2 separate regions of the Homo sapiens genome follow, and region 2 is linked to region 1. The links are chromatin loops, found by intact Hi-C in ENCODE. Cell type or tissue: heart right ventricle. All regions are shown on one strand. Links, peaks and the distances in the headings refer to the core of each region. The heading gives the core; the rest is flanking DNA. Region 1 overlaps EP400 (E1A binding protein p400). Region 2 overlaps MMP17 (matrix metallopeptidase 17).

The links. Peaks named below come from ENCODE experiments on the same cell type or tissue, not always from the same donor. Only the 100,000 strongest peaks of a DNase experiment are listed, where the experiment ranks them.
Region 2: it touches region 1 in a loop (26-fold over the local background); 37 of 110 quality-filtered maps call a loop at or near these places.

Annotation. Positions count from the first base shown.
Region 1 is chr12:131,997,674-132,005,673 of GRCh38, reverse strand. EP400 (E1A binding protein p400) reads right to left here. Exons shown (of 53, transcript NM_015409.5): 13 at 490-597. Among named protein-coding and RNA genes, the nearest start is that of SNORA49, 30 kb to the left of the region's middle. In heart right ventricle, for the core only: CTCF peaks have their summits at 3,742 and 3,948 (motif pointing right); a DNase peak (open chromatin) is centred at 3,973.
Region 2 is chr12:131,845,357-131,857,236 of GRCh38, reverse strand. It overlaps MMP17 (matrix metallopeptidase 17), which reads right to left. Exons shown (of 10, transcript NM_016155.7): 8 at 11,788-11,880; 9 at 7,178-7,435; 10 at 5,466-6,312. The coding sequence ends at 5,963. Among named protein-coding and RNA genes, the nearest start is that of MMP17, 23 kb to the right of the region's middle. RefSeq lists enhancers at 752-1,303, 5,621-5,790. In heart right ventricle, for the core only: no CTCF peak of the experiment used is centred there; a DNase peak (open chromatin) is centred at 5,816; H3K27me3 peaks cover 2,245 bases.

The sequences.
Region 1 (8,000 bases), core at 1-8,000:
GGGGTCTGGTAAGGCCTGACCTCCCCAAGGCTCCTGTGGGCCACTCCCCAACTCGCATGCAGGTGTCTAACTGTCCCAACAACTGGAATGAGAGCAGGAAAGGCAGACCTTTTCTGGTATGCTCTGTGCATCTGTTTAGAAAGTCTAATACCAAGTAAAATAAACTACTCAAAACTGGTGTGTTGAACAAACACAGCACAGCCTGAATAAATATATCTAGGTCCATAAAACAATGATGTTTATAAATCTAGAGAAAAATATTTTTACATCCTTCACAACATGATCAAGTGCCCCGATAACTGTGCCAGGTTAATAAATTAAAAGCACGGAATTTAATAAAATTCTATTCAATATAAAGATACTTATTAAATATTTCTAATTTTTTATTTTATCAAACTAAAAGAAATTTTCTAAATCTTATTTTAAGTCTTTGTAAGTACTCCGGCTTCTGCTTTTAACCCTGAATTCTTCCAAAGGCTGGGAGCGCACCTTCCTCTCCGCTTGTGTCCTCCCCATCAGGCTTCGGCCGGGGCCACTGAGAACTCGGCAGGAAGGCGCCTTCGTACAGCTTCATCAGGTCCAGGAGGGGCAGCTCAGCTGCAGAGGGTTGCGGGCAGAAGGGCTGTTACTTTATAACAACAACTGTAATTTAAATTGGGAAGGAGCAGCAGCCAGGAGAACCACGGTAAGAAGGGCAAGGGGCTCCCTCTCACATGTATTCCTTTTTCCAGCTTTAGATCACTCCTTGGAAAAAGATTATATTGTCTAAAAGCACACTTGTTTTTTCTAAAAACTAAAATGGTTGCCCATTACTGATAAAAGGTGTAAAATATTTTGTTGGGGGATGCAAGGGGAATGATGAGAAATTACTTAGTAGGTGCAACACACATTTGGGTCATGACATACCAGAGACCCAGACTTCACCACTACACAGTACAGCCAGGAAACAGCACTGTACTTGCACCCCTGAAATTTATGCAAATTTTTAAAAGTATAAAATATTTTCTCTATAAAGATGAGAATCTTTGAAAGAAACTCAATTGTATTCACAAAAGATTTAAAATATCTGAAATAATCTAAATGAACAGTAACAGTATAGACTAATAAATAAAAATGTAAAAAGTGAACACCATTGATAGGAAATAACTGATGAAGATGATATATAAAAATACAAAATATCAAATGAAGAAACAAAAAGCAAAAATGTTAAAAAGTATAATAAAACATAATTAAGCTTTTTTTATAAAACACTCACCCTAATTGCTTAAAAAAAAATACCACACATTAATTAAATCCCCAATAACAGTGGGCAAAGGATATGAAGCTGTTACATACATAAAAGTGTAAAGGGCAATAAAATGTTTTTTCATTAATCATCCCTGGAAATCAGTGCACAATTTGTTAAGTACCAAATTATCAACCACCTTAAAATCATAACACTGGGAAATTATTATGAATTAGATACTCCCACATGCTGCTGATAATGGCATAAACTGGCTGGATTTTTCTGGAAATCAACACGGAAAGCTGAAGGGCTTTGGAATCCAATGCCCTCAACCTCATCATTTCCCCTTTTAGTGAGTCTATCCAGAGGAATGACAGAAATGTGAACCCAGATTTCTGTTCAAAGAATGTTCACACAGTGGTAGATCTAACAGGGGAAAACCCTTTAGTTGGGCTGTGTACTTGTGATATGTGAGCTTGTTTGCATCTGTATTTTATGTCAAAGACTGTTGAGCCAAAACAACAAATGCCATGGACAAGCACCCTACAAGGACCATGTTAAAGGCACTGTCCACTTGGGACTAGCAAAACACTTTTTGAATTCATTTGCTCAGGATGTTAAATATTTGCCACACTGGCTTGATGGACATAGACCTAATGGAGCCCAGTGAAAGTAAGTGTTGGCTGTGGAATTCAGGTGGTGTGTCCATGATGTTCCTAACAAGGTTCTTCACCTTTCCTGTCTGTCTGATGCTTCCAGAGCGAAATGCTGGGATGCACCACTACAGCATATGATGCTATATGTAAGTAGGAAAAACAAGCCAAACCACTGGAAACTTCCAGTAAGAAGATAATTCTGTAAGGTGTCTCAGAACAAACAATACACAGAAATCAGCCTCCACATATGGAAATGAGTTAGAAAATGAAATCGAAGAAAAAAAAACCTGTTTAGACAGAAAATTAAATACAGTCGTCCCTCAGTATCCCTGAGAAGGTGGTTCCAAGGCCCCTTTCGATACCAAAATCCAAGGATGCTCAAGTCCCTTATATAAAGTAATGTATATTTGCACGTAACCTATACACATCCTCTCATATATTTTAAATAATCTCTAGGTTACTTATAATACCTAATACAATGTGAATGCTATGTAAATAGTTGTTACACATTTTTTTGGTATCTTTTTTGTAATTGTTGTACTGTTATTTTGGCTTATTTGGTTTGGGGGGTTTTTTTGGTTGGCTGTTTTTTTTTTTTTTAATATTTCTTTTAGAGATGGGGTCTTGCTATGTTGCCCAGGCTGAACTTGAACTCCTGGGCTCAAGTGACCATCCTGCCTCAGTCTCCCAAGCAGCCAGGATTACAGGTGTGAGCCACCACACCCAGCTGTGTTCTTATTTTTTACTGTTTTGCTTTGTTTTGTTTTTGGTAAATATTTTCTATCTGTAGTTGATCAAATTCATGGATTTGAAACCCATGGACATGAAGAGCTAAATATACTTAGAATTAAACTTTCAAAAATTCCACATCTCTGTGAAGAAAGCTCTAAGAGGTTCCTGAAGACCATGAAGAAGCCTTGACCCAATGAGAGGCTCTGCTCATGGATTCAGCTCGACACCATAAAGACAATGGGATCCCCAGGAACCCACCTCCTGGTGTTCACTCCTGGTCTCTCCCACACTGACCTGGCCTGACCGGTGTGACCACCATATGTGAGAATGACCGTAGGTGACTTCCAAGACTCAGCTACAAAAGATACTACAGTGTCTATCCTGCTCCCTCATGGATATTTGCTCTCGGACACCAGCCCCAGGTCAGGAGGACACTCAGCCTGCCCTCAGCATGCAACCAGAGCCCATCAGCTGGCAGAATGAACCAGCCTGGAATGGCATCCTCCAGCCTGCTACATCAAGCCTTCTGAAAACCATCTTCACAGGAGACCTGTGCCACAACCACCCAGCAAGGCTGCTCCCAAACTCTGCCCCACAGAGTATACAGCGCTAATTTAATAGGATATCTAGTAAGTCAAGAATGCGCACCATAATCAGATAGCCCCTACAACAAGAATACAGAAAGCTAACAGAGAAGAGGAAATGAAATAATTTGTAAATACTTGCCTGATGCTTTAACCATAAAGAGATTGACTAAAGAACAGGTGAGAAAATACAAGATAAATTTTAAAATTAGGATAGATCTAGGCCCAATTATTAATAGAACAGGCTTAAATTTAATACAAATGTACTAAACACTCCAATTTAGAGACATAGGGACATTAGAATAAACTGTAGGGCAGAGAAGACCAACTATATGCTGTTTACAAGAGACATGCTTTACAAAAGAACACAGATCAGAAGTTAACAGAAACTCTCTCTAGAGGAAACTCCTTCACTGTCAGGCCTAAAGTAACTTCCACAATGAAGTTCCAATATGTGGGCGGCAAGCCATCCAGGTGCCGAGGCAAGAGACCGAGGGCACGAGCTGTTCCAGTGTAATAAAATATATAAAACAACAAGAGTTATACTAGATCTAGATCATAGACATGATTATATACGAATATCATTAATCACTAGTTTGTAGCAATTACTCTTTATTCCAATATTATAATAATCCTCGCTCTATAATCATAACCTAGGAAAAGCCAGCCCATACAGAGATAGGAGCTGAGGAGACATAGTGAGGAGTGACCAGAAGACAAGAGTGCGAGCCTTCTGTTATGCCCGGACAGGGCCACCAGAGGGCTCCTGGGTCTAGCGGTAACGCCAGGATCTGGGAAGACGCCTGTTGTAGCCTCAGTGTCAAGGAAAAACACCTGCTACTTAGCGGACCGGGAAAGGGAGTCTCCCTTTCCTTGTGGGGAGTTTAGAGAAGACTCTACTCCTCCACCTCTTGTGGAGGCCCTGACATCAGTCAGGCCCACGCACAGTTATCCGGAGGCCTAACCGTCTCCCTGTGATGCTGTGCTTCAGTGGTCACACTCCTAGTCTGCTTTCATGTTCCATCCTGTACACGTGGCTCTGCCTTTTAGATAACAGTAGCAAAATTAGTGAAAGTACTAAAAGTCTCTGATATGCAGAAATAATGGCGTAAGCTGTCTCTCTCTCTCTGCCTCGGCTGCCAGGCAGGGGAGGGCCCCCTGTCCAGTGGACACGTAACCCACGTGACCCTACCTATCATTGGAGATGACTCACACTATTTACCCTGCCCCTTTTGCTTTGTATCCAATAAATAATAGCGCAGCCAGACATTCGGGGCCACTACCAGTCTCCGCGTCTTGGTGGGAGTGGTCCCCTGGGCCCAGCTGTCTTTTCTTTTATCTCTTTGTCTCGTGTCTTTATTTCCACAATCTCTCGTCTCCACACACGGTGGGAAGAAACCCACCGACCCTGTGGGGCTGGTCCCTACACCAATAAATTGTCAAAAATCACAAAGTACGCTAGGAAACAATGTACCATCAGCAGAAACCAGGATTCATAAACGACAGCAGAATCAGACCTGCAAAAACATCACCCATGCAATTATTAGGCAGAGATTATAAAATTTCATATTTGAAGAAATAAAAGAGATGACTGAAAGTCTGAATACAGAGCAAGAGATAATTTTAAAATTTCATGTAGGTTTTCTAAAAAACCATTGGGAATGTCTTAAAACAAACTGGTAACTGGAATTTAACACTTAATCAATGGGTTAACAAAAGACTAGGAAGAGCTTAAAAGAGAATTCATAAAATAGAACACAGATGTGATAAAATTATCTAGAATCAAGTAAAACTGATGACGTAATAGGATAACAATTCTAAACCTATATATGCACATACTAACATAGTCTCAAAATACATAAAATGAAAACTGACAGAAACTTAAGGAGAAATAGGTACTCATTATCATAATGGAACATTTTAACATACTTCTCTCAGTAATTGATAGAGCAAGAAGACAAAAATCAGTAAGGATAAGAACTGGATAATGCAATCAACAAGTTCTACCTGGTGGACTGAGAGAGAGAATTGTACCATAACCTGATGAATGCATGTTGTTTTAAAGCATGTATGGAATGTTTATAAACTGGTCCATTCAAAACCTACCTCAACAAAATCCAGGTCAGTGAGAATCCCATACATCTTCTGTCTGATCAAAATGCAATTAATGTAGAATAATAATAAAAATATATATTGAAAACCCTGTATTGTTTGGAAATTAAGAAACATCCTTCTAAATAACTCATGGGTCAATAAAATATATATACAGGGGAAATCAGAAAATATTTAAAACTGAATAATAAATATGATATTCAGCTAAAGCAGTATTACGGAAAAATTCAGACCCTTAAATGTTTATATTAATGAGCTGATGAAAATTAGGAAGCTAGTCATCCAAGTTAAAAACTCAGAAAAAGATGTTTTTAAAAAAGAAATACTACGAGCAGAAACAAAACAGAAAACAATATACAGGCGCCAGATTAAAAAAAAAAAAAAAGAATCTGACAAACTTTTGACAAGACTATCAAGAAAACAGGCATAAATACACAGTATTAGGAGAAAGAAGGGACATACATACAAACACAGCCAAGATCGGAAACACTGTAAGGAGAAATTATTGACAATGTATGCCAATAAATTTTAAAATGTAGATGAAATAAAGAAATTCCTAGAAAATTTGACTATCATAATTGACTATGAAGAAAAGAAAAAGTCATATTCCTCAATTTAATGTATGAGGGCCAGGCACGGTGGCTCAGCCTGTAACCCCAGCACTTTGGGAGGCTCAGGTGGGCAGATCACCTGAGGTCAGGAGTTGGAGACCAGCCTGGGCAACACGGTAAAACCCTATCTCTACTAAAAATATAAAAAATAGCCAGGCATGGTGGCTGGTGCCTATAATCCCAGCTACTCAGGAGGCTGAGGCAGGAGAATCGCTTGAACCCAGGAGGCGGAGGTTGCAGTGAGCTGAGATCGTGCCACTGCACTCCAGCCTGGGCGACAGAGCAAGACTGTCAAAACAAACAAACAAAGCATGCAATACCCACCTACAACATAAACACTGAAGAATAGATACAAACTTCACTAATCTTATAAAAATATCTACAAGAACCCTATACACTATGTCCATTTATGAAACATTAAAGGTATCATCATAGTCATCCTGAGAGCAGCAGTGAAGAGCACACCGTAGGACACGTCAGGCCAAGGCTTCCACGCACTGCAAATCCTCAGAAGAACACTGGTTATCCCATTTACAACTGAGAAAAACACCACGGAGAGCTCAGACAACCTGACCGAGGCCGTGGGGTCAGTAGGCAACAAACATTAGGTTTGAACCATGCAGTTATGACTCAAAACTCTAATAATCTGCCTTTCTACTGAAAGTGCTCTCTTTCAAAGCAAGAACAAGCCAATGTTGTCCACCACTAGCACGAACTCAACACTTTACTGAAAGTCCTACCTAGCACAAAACGGCAAGAAAAAGTAGTATAAAAGGAACAAGGATTATAAAGGAAAAACTCTTCAGAGAAGTATACAAAGACTTTGTATACAAGACTGTATACAAAGACTTTGTATACAAGACTGTATACAAAGTCTTTGTATACAAGACTGTATACAAAGTCTTTGTATACAAGACTGTATACAAAGTCTTTGTATACAAGACTGTATACAAAGTCTTTGTATACAAGACTGTATACAAAGTCTTTGTATACAAGACTGTATACAAAGTCTTTGTATACAAGACTGTATACAAAGTCTTTGTATACAAGACTGTATACAAAGTCTTTGTATACAAGACTGTATACAAAGTCTTTGTATACAAGACTGTATACAAAGAATTAACAAACAGAGTTCAGAAAAGTTGCTGAGTATAAGAGAAATAAAATCAACTGTACTGACACATACCAGCAATATATTTAAAATATAATTTTAGAAAATATACCATTTAGCACAACTTTTAAAAATATATAGTACCTAGAATTAAATCTAACAAAAGAGACACAATCATGAAATTTTATGGAAAGCTATTTAGGAAGACCTAAGTGAAGGGGAGAACTATATTTTGATCATAGACTGGAAAGGCTGAACTTCATAAAGACAGCAATTCTCACAAAACATCCATTAATGCAATTAAATTCTAATCAAAACTCCCAATAGGTTTTTCTGTGAAACTTGATGAGCTGATTCTAGCATGTTTCTGAAATAGTCCCCAAATAGACAAGATCCTCCTAACACAGAGCAAGGCAGAAGAACTTACCTAACCAGACATCAAGAACTATTATAAAGCTATAGTAAGAAAGACAGTGTGGTATCAGTACAGACTGGTACAAATTTGCCAATAAAAGAATAAAGATCCCAGAAAGAGCCATGCATAGAAGGAAACCTGTTTTACGTCTGAGCTGGCACTTAAGATCAGTGGGGAAAAGATAGGCTTTTCAATATGGCTTTCCAAATATGCATTTTGGGGAAAAAAAGGAAACTGCACTCATTTCACAACCTAAGAGTAAAAGCAGAAAAATTTTAGATGATATATCTTTGTGAACAAGATTGACAAATTCAACTACAGTAAGTCCTCACTAAACATCATCAATAGGTTGGTTCTTAGAAATTGTAACTTTGAGCAAAATGACGTATAGCTGATCGGTGGACAACTTGGGTTGGAACTGTGAGGGTCCTCTTCCATGCAGATTTTATCCACAGCAGGACCAACCCCTTCCCCTCCCCCTCCCCCACTCCCTCCTCATCCTACTCAACGTGAAGATGACGAGGATGAAGACCTTTATAATTATTCGCTTCCAC
Region 2 (11,880 bases), core at 1,522-9,521, 150 kb after region 1:
CACTTTGGGAGGCCGAGGTGGGTGGATCACTTGAGGTCAGAAGTTCAAGACCAGCCTGGCCAACATGGTGAAAGCTTCTCTACTAAAAATACAAAAATTAGCCAGGCGTGGTGGCCTGTGCCTGTAATCCTAGGTACTCAGGAGGCCGAGGCAGGAAAATGGCTTGAACCCGGGAGGCGGAGGTTGCAGTGAGCCGAGATCACACCACTGCACTCCAGCCTGGGTGACAGAGCAAGGCTCCGTCTAAAAAAAAAGAGTGACAGAAATGCAGGCACCTGCATGGCACCAGCCGAGTGCTGGGAGGAGCCCAGGCCCCATGGAGGCTCCTGCCAGAGCCAGCGCCAACTGCCATACGACAGGAGCAAGCCAGGCCCCCCACCATGGTGCAAGTGCAGGGGAGACCAGCGGCGGAGGCCAGGCAACCTCCAGAGAGAGGGAGGGAGACAGAGAGACAGAGAGAGAGACAGGGACAGGGAGATAGAGAGAGACAGATGCAGAGACAGAGACATAGAGTCAGAGACAGGCAGAGACAAGGAGAGACAGAGACAGAGAGACAGGGAGAGGGACAGAGAGAGAGAGACAGAGAGACAGAGACAGGGAGAGAGACAGAGACAGGGAGAGGGACAGAGATAGAGACAGAGAGACAGAGACAGATGGGGAGACAGAGATATAGAGACAGAGAGGCAGAGGCAAGGAGAGACAGAGACAGAGAGGCACAGAGAGAGAGAGTCAGGGAGAGAGACAGAGATAGAGACAGAGAGACAGAGACAGGGAGGGAGACAGAGAGAGACAGGGACAGGGAGAGAGACAGATGGAGAGACAGAGATATAGAGACAGAGACAGGCAGAGACAAGGAGAGACAGACAGGGAGAGAGACAGAGAGACAAGAGACAGGGAGAGGGACAGAGATACAGAGAGACAAGGAGAGAGAAAGATAGAGACTGAGTTGGAGAGACAGACAGAGATACAGACAGAGACAGAGAGAGGCAGAGACAGAGAAACAGACTGGGGGTGACAGAGCGAGCGAGAAGGCAAGGATCCTGCTGCTGTTAAGTGGAGAAGCCGTGGGGGTCCTGTCCTGCAGTCACGGTGGAAGGACCCTGACCCGGTGGAGGTGGAGAGTGTGGCCAGCAGTGGCTCTGTCTCCTCGGCTCCTCCCATTTCTCAGCCGCAGCGGGGGTCCTGCCTGCCTGGCCTGGGCTCAGGGGGGCGGGGTGCAGAGCCACCCTGGCCCATCACAGCTTGGGGTGAAGCAGCCCAGAGCCAGCCGCCCCGCTGCAGCCACGGCGCCCTAAAAACGGCCCGGGAGCTGGGAGGGGCGGCCCTGGCTTGCGCTGTAGTCACACCTGTGGGTCCAGCTCGGCTGCCCCGGAGCGGTGTGCTCTGGCGTCCTTAGGATTCCCACGAGAGTGTCCTGCTACCTGCGGTCCCTCCGCCTGGGCAAGGGAGTGCTGCTCTCAGCCCGACCTCAGAGTGTGCCCGCTGGCTTCACACTTGGCTCCGCCCCTCCCTGAACACCTGGGCTCGGACAGCTCTCTGCCAGCTCTGGGCCTCAGTTTCCTCATCTGGGAAACAGAAGTAACCCAGTCCCTCCGCTCAGTGTCGCTGCCAGGATTCAGTGAGTTTGCAGTCGCAGATCGCAGGGCAGGCCCGGCATCTTAGCTGTCACTCATGCTGCTTTGGGGTGATCTGCCTCCCGCCAGAGCCTCCTAAGCCCCCACAATCCACTCCCCACAGGGTTTCTGAAGGAGGCCAGGAGGGTGGCAGGGAGGGACAGGTGCGGCTGGGATCTGGGGCCACCCACCCACCGGGCAGCCTTGGCCCATCCACCCTGGATGTTATGCACTGAATGTCTGTGTCTCCTCAGACATCTTTGTGTGTGTGTGTGTGTGTGTGCGTGTGTGTGTGGTTTTTAAGTTTTTAGTAGAGATGGGGTCTTGCTGTGTTGCCCAGGCTGGTCTTGAACTCCTGGGCTCAAGCGATCCTCCTACTTTGGCCTCCAAAAGTGCTGGAATTACAGGCATAAGCCACCGTGCCCGGCCACCAGTCACATTTTGAAACCATGACCGCTAGTGTGATGGTGTTAGGAGGGGGCCTTTGGCAGGCGATTTGGGTTAGATGAGGTCGTGAGGGCGGAGCCCCCACAATGAGATTGGTGCCCTGGTAGGGGGTGAAGGGACCAGCACTTTCTCTCTCGGGCTTGTGAGGACACAGTGAGAAGGTGCTGGCTTTGAACCAGGAAGCGGGCCTCTAAGAACCTGACCCTGCCGGCATCCTGACCTCAGACTCCTGCAGATTGGTGGGAAAGCAAATGCCTGTGTGGAAGCCGCACAGTCTATAGCAGCCTGTCACGGCAAGCTGAGCTAAGACACCGTGCCTCAGTTTCCCTCCCTGTAACACGGCAGCTGGAGAGGGTGTGTCCTGGCCTCAGAGGTCACCCATGTGGAAGCCGCATGGTCTACAGCAGCCTGTCACGGCAAGCTGAGCTAAGACACCGTGCCTCAGTTTCCCTTCCTGTATCATGGGAGCTGGAGAGGGTGTGTCCTGGCCTCGGAGGTCTCCCATGCAGAGGCGTTGTATAGCACCCATGGGGCTGTGTGTTTTTGGTCAAAAGCCTGGGTCACGCTAAGGGCAGCCAGTGCCTTGGCCCGGCCGTGTGGCTCAAGAGAGACCCTGGGCCTCCAGGCTGACCTCCCTGGGGTGGAAGGAAGAAGGGAAGAGGTCCTTGCCCCTCACTGGGGTGGCGTGGGTCCTCTGACCTCCTTCGGAGGGTTTTGACTGTGGCTGTGGGCTGGCGATGCCCTGCCTCCTGGGCCTGGGGGCACAGCTTCTCCAAGTTGGGCCAGCACAGCCTGAGGTATAAGCAGTGACTCTGAAAATCCAGAACGTCACGTGAAGTCTCCAGGTGTTTAGATGGTGACTCAGGCGAAGATGGAAAACTGCCTGCTGAAGACACAGAACCGAGGTCCCATCACGAGGAAGGTGCAGGCGGACAGGCCGGGGGCATGGACCACAGAAGGACGGGCCGGCAGCCCTCATAGGTGCGAGGTCACAGGGGTCGGGGAAGGCCCGGGAGCTGTGCCGGGCCAAAGAAGGCTGCCCTGGGTGAGGTCTGTCCCTGCAGCATCCTCTGATCTGAGATCCACTGGCTGCGTGTCTTTCCCAACTCTGACCTTGGGAGGACACCTGCGTTCCAGGAGACACAGAAGCGAGCTCAGGGTGGTCAGCGCCTCCCAAAGGATGCAGAGGACTCTCATGCTGCGGGTGCAGCTTTCTATGAACATGAGATCCTTTCCACAAAACAACACGCCCTGCCCGCGTGTTCCTCATCCGAGACGCGCAGGACCAGAAAAGTGTTTTGGAGCTCAGATTGTTTGGAGTTTGGACACTATATTTGCATTATACTTACAGGTTGAGCATTTTTCTCTGCTTTTCTTTTTTCAAATACTGCCACTTGGCCAGGTGTGTTGGCTCATGCCTGTAATCCTAGCCTCACCTCAGGGAGGCTGAGGCGGGTGGATCACCTGAGGTCAGGAGTTCGAGACCAGCCTGACCAACATGCTGAAACCCTGTCTTTACTAAAAATACAAAAATTAGCCAGGCGTGGTGGTGCCTGCCTGTAATCCCAGCTACTCGGGAGGCTGAGGCAGGAGAATCACTTGAATCTGGGTGGCGGAGGTTGCAGTGAGCTGAGATCTCACCACTGCACTCCAGCCTGGGCGACAGGCTCTGTCTCAAAAAAAAAAAAAAAAAAAAAAAAAGTGAAATCCCAAATGTTCTGTGTGCACCCCGAGCCCATCAGTGCTCAAAAGGTCTTGGGTTTTGGGGATTTCCGACTTTGAATGTGGGGTCAGGGTAGCCTCAGCTGCATGTGCATATCAAAAGGTGGGGGCTCATGAAATGCGTCATGGGCTGGCGGGGCTCCAGGCCCTGCCCCAGGACCCAGCACGGCCACCCCACTGCCAGAGGGAGGTGGGCTGCAGCATGGAGAGGCAAGTTCAGAGCAGCCCCCCTGCCCCGCCTACGGTTCACCTCTTCACCAGAGATAGGACCGGCAGAAGAGGCTTATGACGGAGAGTTTGGACTTCAAAACCGCAGTGAGCCCTGCCAACGTGAGAGCCCGACTCAGCAGACAAGGCCCACAGCCGGCTTTGCACTGGGGCACGACCCAGGACGTGGGGACCACGGGGCTGGGCCAGCTGCACGGGGGAATTCACCCCACAGGCTGCTGGGCAACAAAGCGTGATGAGGAAACACCACTTGGTGCAGGGCAGAGCCAGTGTCCCCGACAGACAGGAGGGAGGTCGGTCTTTCCACAGACTGGTCTGACAGGCAGGGACTCCTCCTGCTCCAGGGAGCAGATGGTGAACAGGCGGGGGACAGAGGACACGGCTGGACTCCATGAGGATGTGGCCTCTCTTCACGGGGAGGTGGCCCGGCTCCATGAGGCCTGGCCTGGGGCCTGCCTGCCCGGCCCTGGCAGCCTCATCCTGGGATGGGTGCCATCCCTGGGATGGGACAAGGGGGCTGTGGGCTTTGGCTCCTGGGTGCCAGGAAGCCTCATCTGCACCCTGGGTGGCCCCAGCCGCTCCCTATGCTGGGCCTGTGGTCAGGAACTTCCTGCTATGTGGGAGTGAATCCCCCACAGTCCAACGGCCACCTCCTCATCCTCACTGAGTCACGTTTGAGGGGGCACCCGGGCCCTCCACAGCCCAGGGCAGATGCTGGTGAGCCAGAGCCTGAGGCCCCGAACCTGTGGCCCGGGGTGCGTCTGTGCCGCAGAGACCAGAGGACTGTGCACCAGCGGGAGGACTGGGCCCTGCAGAGTGGCATCGGCTGCACCCTCTGAACAAGAGGGTACTGCAGGACAGACGCGTCACTCGCCGGCCAGAGTGGGGGCAGGCTGAGGGACTCCGCTGTGGATCTGGAGGCTGGGAGCAAAGGGAGCAAGTGACAGAGTGGCTGGAGCTAGAATCAGCCCCTTGCAGGGAGCACCCTCCCTCCCTCTTGCGCAGGGAGCACCTACCCTCCCTCTTGGGCGCACCCAGGTCCCGGTGCTCGGCCGGGCATCATGGTCTAGTGCTGCGGGGCAGACAGCGTCCCAAGTGGCTCACCCAACAACTGATGCCTTTCCTCGGGCACCTCCCACACTCAGATCTCACTGGGCCAGCTGGCGCCCCGCCCGCCCGTGATGCCCCTGCCTGTAGCACTGAGGCTCATCCCCCGCTGGGCCTCAACTCTCCCATCTGTGACAGGGGCGTGGGGACTCCTCGGGGCACGAGGACTGGAAGAGACAGCGCGGGACGGGCTGATGAACAAGGAGGAATGCGACTGCCGAGACCTCCTGGGAAGCCCCCACCCCAAGTGCAGGTGCGTGGGCCCCTGGTCAGGGTCAAGCCCCTTGAGGCCCGAGGGTACCCACTCCCATGGCCCTGGAGCACCAGGGAGCCCAGCCGAGCCGCTAGAAAGCAGGGAGAGGTCATGTTGGTCTGGAACGCGTCACAGGGGGGACGTGCCGCGGCACCATGTGGGGGGCTCGTCTGTGGGGAGGGCTGCCCCACTGGGGACCTGGGGACGGAGGCCCTGTGGGCCGGCGGGAGCACCAGGCAGCAGTGTGGGTGGGGTTGGTGGCGCCGGCACAGAGAGGGGTGGGCCCCCAGCCCGAGATGCTCCCTCCAGGGCCGGAGGAGGCTGGCGGCGGTGCGGCCTGACTGGGCACCCTTCTGGAGCGGCCACCCCTCGGCTCGTCAGTCAACACAGTCCCTCACTAGGGGACAGCTCCGTCCTTGCCACCTGAGCCTGCCCAGCCCTGGCGGACAGTGCCCTCTGCTGGCCTTCCGGTGCCAGGGTGGCCCGTCCTCATCCCGCGCCAGCACCTCCCCCAGGGACTCCGGCACAGTCCTTGCCCTCTGTGGCCAGGCTGTCCCACCGCCTCTGTCCTCTCATGGGCTCGCGCTGTGTGTCATAGCGTCAGGGCCTGGGCCGCTGTCCACAGGGCGCCTGGTGACAGTGGCGGCAGCAGCAGCAGCATGGTGGCAGCCACCAGTGGGCCTGGGGCCCCCGGGGGAGAGGATGCCCCAGAGGTGCATGAGCAGACCTCGTAACCGTCCTCCGAGCGGCTCTGGTCATGTTGTCCTGGAGGGGCGCGGGGCCCCTCTGCCGCGTCCACGCCCGCAGCCACAGATCCATCGGCCTGTGAGTCTCCACACACCAGCCAGTCCCGGGCCGTGGACTGTGGGTACCCGGGTGCCACCTCCAGCTCGCCATCCAGCACTTTCCAGTACTCCTGGCCACGGAAGAAGTAGGAGGCACCTGAGAAGAGGAGGGAGAGCTGAGCTCAGGGGAGGGCTGCAGCAGGAGGGGCTCGAGCCGGACAGCGAGGAGGGAGCGTTGGGCTCAGGGAGGGCTGCAGCGGAAGGGGCTCGAGTCGGGCCAGACAGCAGGGGGCTTGCACAAGACTGCAGTGGGGGGTCAGACCAGACGGCTGGTGGGGGGCGGCTCGTGCTAGATGGCAGGGGGTGCCCAGATAATATCTGAGATGGGGTCAGCATCTGCTCAGCTGTGGGCAGCTCTGCAGGCATGGTCACAGGCCTGGGAAGCTCCAGAGGAGCCTGCTGGGGCAGGGGATGGACCAGGAGACCCTCAGAGTCTCTTTCCCTTACTGGATATTTATTGAGGGCCCACTCTGTGCAGGGCTGTTCCAGGTGACAAGGATGCAGCGTTGAAAACAAAACAGAGGATGCTGCCGTCCCTGGAGCTGACCCTGTGGGGAGGTTTCTTCTACACTGTGGGACGTGGCAGGGGTGATGCCCAGGAGGGCGTTTGGCAGGGCTGGGGCCGGCGAGGGAGGGGCTGTGTGGACATCTCAGGAAAGTGTGCCCAGACGAGGCATGGCCAGTGCCAAGGCCCTGGGGCAGGAGCGTGGCTGGGGGAGCAGCAGGGGCGAGGGAGTGCTGAGGGCGGGGAGAACAAGGGCAGCTCGTGGGCCAGGCCTTCGGGGAGCGACTCGGGGACGCCTGCAGGGTCGGCAGCTCCAGGCGAGGGGCTGGGACCCTCAGAGCCCACACCGACCGGGGCCGTCCTCCTTTCAGGGAACCTCTTGGCTGCCCTGTAGTGATGCCCCTCTCCTGGTGGGGAAACCAAGGCCGCATGGCCCGTCCCCCCAGCTGGCACTCACCGTCGGACCAGCGCATGGCGTCGTCCAGCGTGCTGGGGACACCCCTCCACAGGGGGCTCTGGGCGGGGTAGCCGGGGTCCATGTGCCTCGTGTGGTCATCGTAGCGCCAGTACAGCTGGTCCTTAAAGAAATAAGTCCTGTCATTGTGGGCCCAGGAGAAGGCAGCGTCGATGCCGCCAGGCGGGAGGCTGAAGTCGGAGACGGGGCGCGGGTATCCTTCCTCTACGTTATTGTCCTTGAACACCCAGTACCTGTCTCCTGGGGGCGAGAGAAACAGCTGTGGGCCGGGGCTCGGCCCCACCCCGAAGGGCAGGAGGCTCCTGCCTTTCCTTCTCCTGTGTCAGCCGCCCTTGCCCTGGCCCCTCACCTGGGCTTGATGGGACAGCGGCCACACTGCAATCACCCCACATCACAGGGGCCACATGGATACTTAGTGAGCACCTACTGTGCCCAGTCCGGGCCATCCCATCCAGCCTGTGGACGCTGCCGGCCACCCCTTTACCGATGGAAACAACAACTCGGGCCAAACCGAGGCCCACGACATGCCATCCTATTATTATTATGATCATTATTTTTTGAGACGGAGTCTTGCTGTGTCACCCAGGCTGGAGTGCAGTGACTTGATCTCGGTTCACTGCAACCTCCGCCCCTGGGTTCAAGCGATTCTCATGCCTCAGCCTCCCGCGTAGCTGGGATTACAGGCGCCCACCACCACACCCAGCTAATTTTTGTATTTTTAGTAGAGACGGGGTTTCACCATGTTGGCCAGGCTGGTCTCGAACTCCTGACCTCAGGTGATTTGCCCGCCCTGGCCTCCCAAAGTGCTGGGATTACAGGTGTGAGCCACCGTGCCCTGCGTTAAATACACTTTTCTCCCAAGAAATATAGATGGCATTGAGCACTTGAAGATGGTCAACGTCACTAGAAACGCCCTCAAAACCACAATGAGACGCCCCCTCGCCCCCACTGTCAAGAACGTGGAAAGTCACCTGTGTCGGGAGGATATGGGGACGGCAGAGCCGGGCGCTGCCGGGGAGGGAGTATGAAATTGTGCAGCCGCTGCGGGAGACAGAACATAGGCTCCCCAAAACGTCAAAAATAGAATTACCACGTGATCCAGCATTCCCGCTTCTGGGTATAAATCCAAAAGAACCGAAAGCAGGGTCTTGGAGAGACGTTTGCACACTCACGCTCATAGCAGCGTCCTTCACAGGAGCCCAGAGTAGAGGAAACCCAAGTGAGCAGGCGAACGAGGTGCAGTCCGTCCGTGCCATGGAATGCCGCTCAGCCTCAGCCAGGAAGGAAATCCTGCCACGTGCCACCGCGTGTATGAGCCCCGAGGACCTTCCGCTGAGTGACACGAGCCAGGCACAGAGGGGCAGATCCTGTCTGTCCCACTGACATGGGGTCCCTGGAACACTCAGAGCCATGGGGACAGCAAGCGAAGTGGGGGTGCCCAGGGGAGGGGCGGGGCTGCCCAGGGGCGGGGCGGGGCATCCGTGTTTCACGGGGCAGCGTTTCCGTTTGGGAAGGTGGAAATCTTCGGGAGGTGGACGCAGGTGACAGCTGCACAGCAACGTGAACGTGCTTCATGCCACCGAGCTGTGGCTTCAAAATGGCTGAAATAGTAAAGTGTGCTCACCACGCCCACAATTTAAAACGACCAAAAAACCAGACCGGGAGTGGTGGCTCATGCCTGTAATCCCAGCACTTTGGGAGGCCAAGGTGGGTGGATCACCTGAGGTCGGGAGTTTGAGATCAGCCTGACCAACACGGTGAACCCTGTCTCTACCAAAAATACAAAAAATTTGCCAGGCACGGTGGTGAGCGCCTGTAGTCTCAGCTACTCAGGAGCCTAAGGCAGGAGAACTGCTTGAACCTGGGAGGTCGAGGCCGCAGTGAGCTGAGATCACACCACTGCACTGCAGCCTGGGTGATAGAGTGAGACTCTGTCTCAAAAAAATACAGTAAAATAAAATTAAAAATAAAAATAATATAAAAAGACCAGAAAAAGTCCTTTGCTGGAGACTGGAAAGGGCTGTGATGTCTGTAAATAGGGGGAGGGATTAAGGAGATGATGGGAGGACCAATGGGCCCTGCCCTGCTATGGCTGAGCAGGAACCAGGACAGATGCGCCTGGTAGGGAACCAGGCAGGGGCAGGCGACACAGGGGACAGAGGGGGAGCAGGGGTGAGACGGCCTGTGGCAAGAGACCCACATGTTCTCAAGTCTCTCCTGGCAGGTGACCAACCCCTCACACCCAGAAATGGGGCTTTATGGTAGCGAAACCTGCAGACACACCTCATCCAGGTGACCACAGCGAACATCACCAGGCAGGGCGGCTCGGGGCTCAGAACACCTGCCCTCGGTGGCATTCCTGCCAGATGTGCAAAACCAGAACCTGATCTGGAGGAGATGCCAGACGGGTCCACCTGGGGGAAGCGGCCTGAACACTTCTAATGTGTGCAAGGCAGGGGAGCCGCACGTGATGGGATCCTGCTCGGGGAGGCTCTACAGGGCACCCTGGGGCCTTTGGCAAGGTGGCCTAGGGGAGGTTAGGAGCAATTGGTCATGAGGTTTGCAAGTAATTTTCTTTTTTCTTTTTTAGTCCAGGTACTGTCTTTGGGGATTTTTTTTTTTTTTTTTTGAGACGGAGTCTCGCTCTGTCACCCAGGCTGGAGTCCAGTGGTGTGATCTCACCTCACTGCAAACTCCGCCTCCCAGGTTCACGCCATTCTCCTGCCTCAGCCTCCCGAGTAGCTGGAACAACAGGTGCCCGCCACCACGCCCGGCAAATTTTTTGTATTTTGTAGTAGAGACGGGGTTTCACCGTGTTAACCAGGATGGTCTCGATTTCCTGACCTTGTAATCTGCCCGCCTCGGCCTCCCAAAATGCTGGGATTGCAGGCGTGAGCCACTGCGCGTGACATTTTGGTTTTTTTTTTTTTTTAGACAAGGTCTTGCTCTGTCGCCCAGGCTGGAGTGCAGTGCACGATCATGGTGCAGTGCAGCCTTGACCTTCTGGCTCAGGTGGTCCTCCTGCCTCAGCCTCCCAGGTAGCTGCAGCCTCTGTCCCTTCAGGAGGGATCAGGCCTCCGGGAACAGTCACCGGAGGGCTCCCAGGTGATGGGGGTGACGGAGTCAAATGCTGAGGGCCGGGCAGGCGATGGAGTTACAGGAAGTGGTTCCCCTGACAGACACGCAGAACACCCTTTACCTCGGCAAGGAAACGGGGTCCCGCCCGTGACTGTGGGAGTGGCTGCCACATTGGATTGAATGACGTCCTCCAAACTCACATCCACCCAGAATCTCAGGACGTGACCTTACTTGGAAAGAGGGTCTTTGCAGATGTGTTAGTTAAGATGAGTTAAGATGGGATTAGGCAGGCCGGGTGCAGTGGCTCACATCTGTAATCTTGGCACTTTGGGACACCAAGGCGGGTGGATCACCTGAAGTCAGGAGTTCGAGACCAGCCTGGCCAACGTGGTGAAACCCTGTCTCCACTAAAAATACAAAAATTAGCCAGGAGTGGTGGCGGGCACCTTGTAATCCCAGCTACTAGGGAGGCTGAGGCAGGAGAATTGCAACCTGGGAGGTGAAGGTTGCAGTGAGCTGAGATCACACCATTGCATTCCAGCCTGGGCAACAGAGTGAGACTTTGTCTCAGAAAAACAAAAAACAAAAAACAAAAAACAAACAGGACTAGGGGACCTGAATCAAGGCCCGGCTTCCTTATAAGAGAAGATGCGGAGATGGGGGAGGAGACGGCCGGGTGGAGACAGAGGCGGTGGCAGGAGGGATGTGGCTGAGGGTGACACTGGATGTGGGAGAGGCCTGGGACAGCCTCCAGAGGGGACCCACCCTGCCTAGCCCTTGATTTCGGACTCGTGGCCTCCAGACTGTGAGGGAAACTCCGGGTGTTTCAGCCCAGCATGGGGGTCTCTGTCCTGCAGCCCTGCCACCCCCACCTGCCCCTGCTACTGTCTCCCTTTCCTGCCCTTCCCGGAGACTTGGAGGCAAAAGGAGTGCTTCCTGTAACACTGCCACGAGGTGGTTCCTGGAACGGTGGGCACCGGGGCCGACCAGGGAGAGGCAGGCCGGCCCTAGCAGCCACGGCCCCTCACGCTTCTGTCCCGAGCCTCCTCCAGGCCCCTGGTACTCCAGCTGCAGCCCCTTTGATGTTTTTGGGACTCGGCAGGGCTGCTCCTGCCTCGCACGGCCGTTCCCCGGGCTGGAACACTGTTCCCTAGTTTCTGCTTGTACAGCATCTCCCTAAGGAGACCTCTCCCCATTGTCCTTCATTTCTGACCACACCGAACGGCACTGGCATCAGCTCCTCCTGACTTGCGGGTGGACTGTGGCCTGACTAGAACGAGGGCAGGGCTTTCCATCGTTTTGCCCTCTGTGTGCCTACAGCGGCTGCCTCAGGACGGGGCATACAGTAGGTGCTCAGAGTGCATCTGCTGAGTGCACAAGCAAACCAGCTGCTCTGTGCTCGACCAGCCTCTGGGCAGACGTAGGGCTTACACGCAGGCTGGACCCTCTCCGTCCCTCCATGAGGCGGACAGAGGGCCCGGGAAGCCCGGAGTGCGACGGGGAGGCCCACCCACCTTTAAAGAAGACGATCTTGTGGTCGCTGGTGCGCTCGTACACGGCGTCCACGCTGTCCAGGTGCAGCGGCAGGCCCCGCCAGAAGCGGTGCA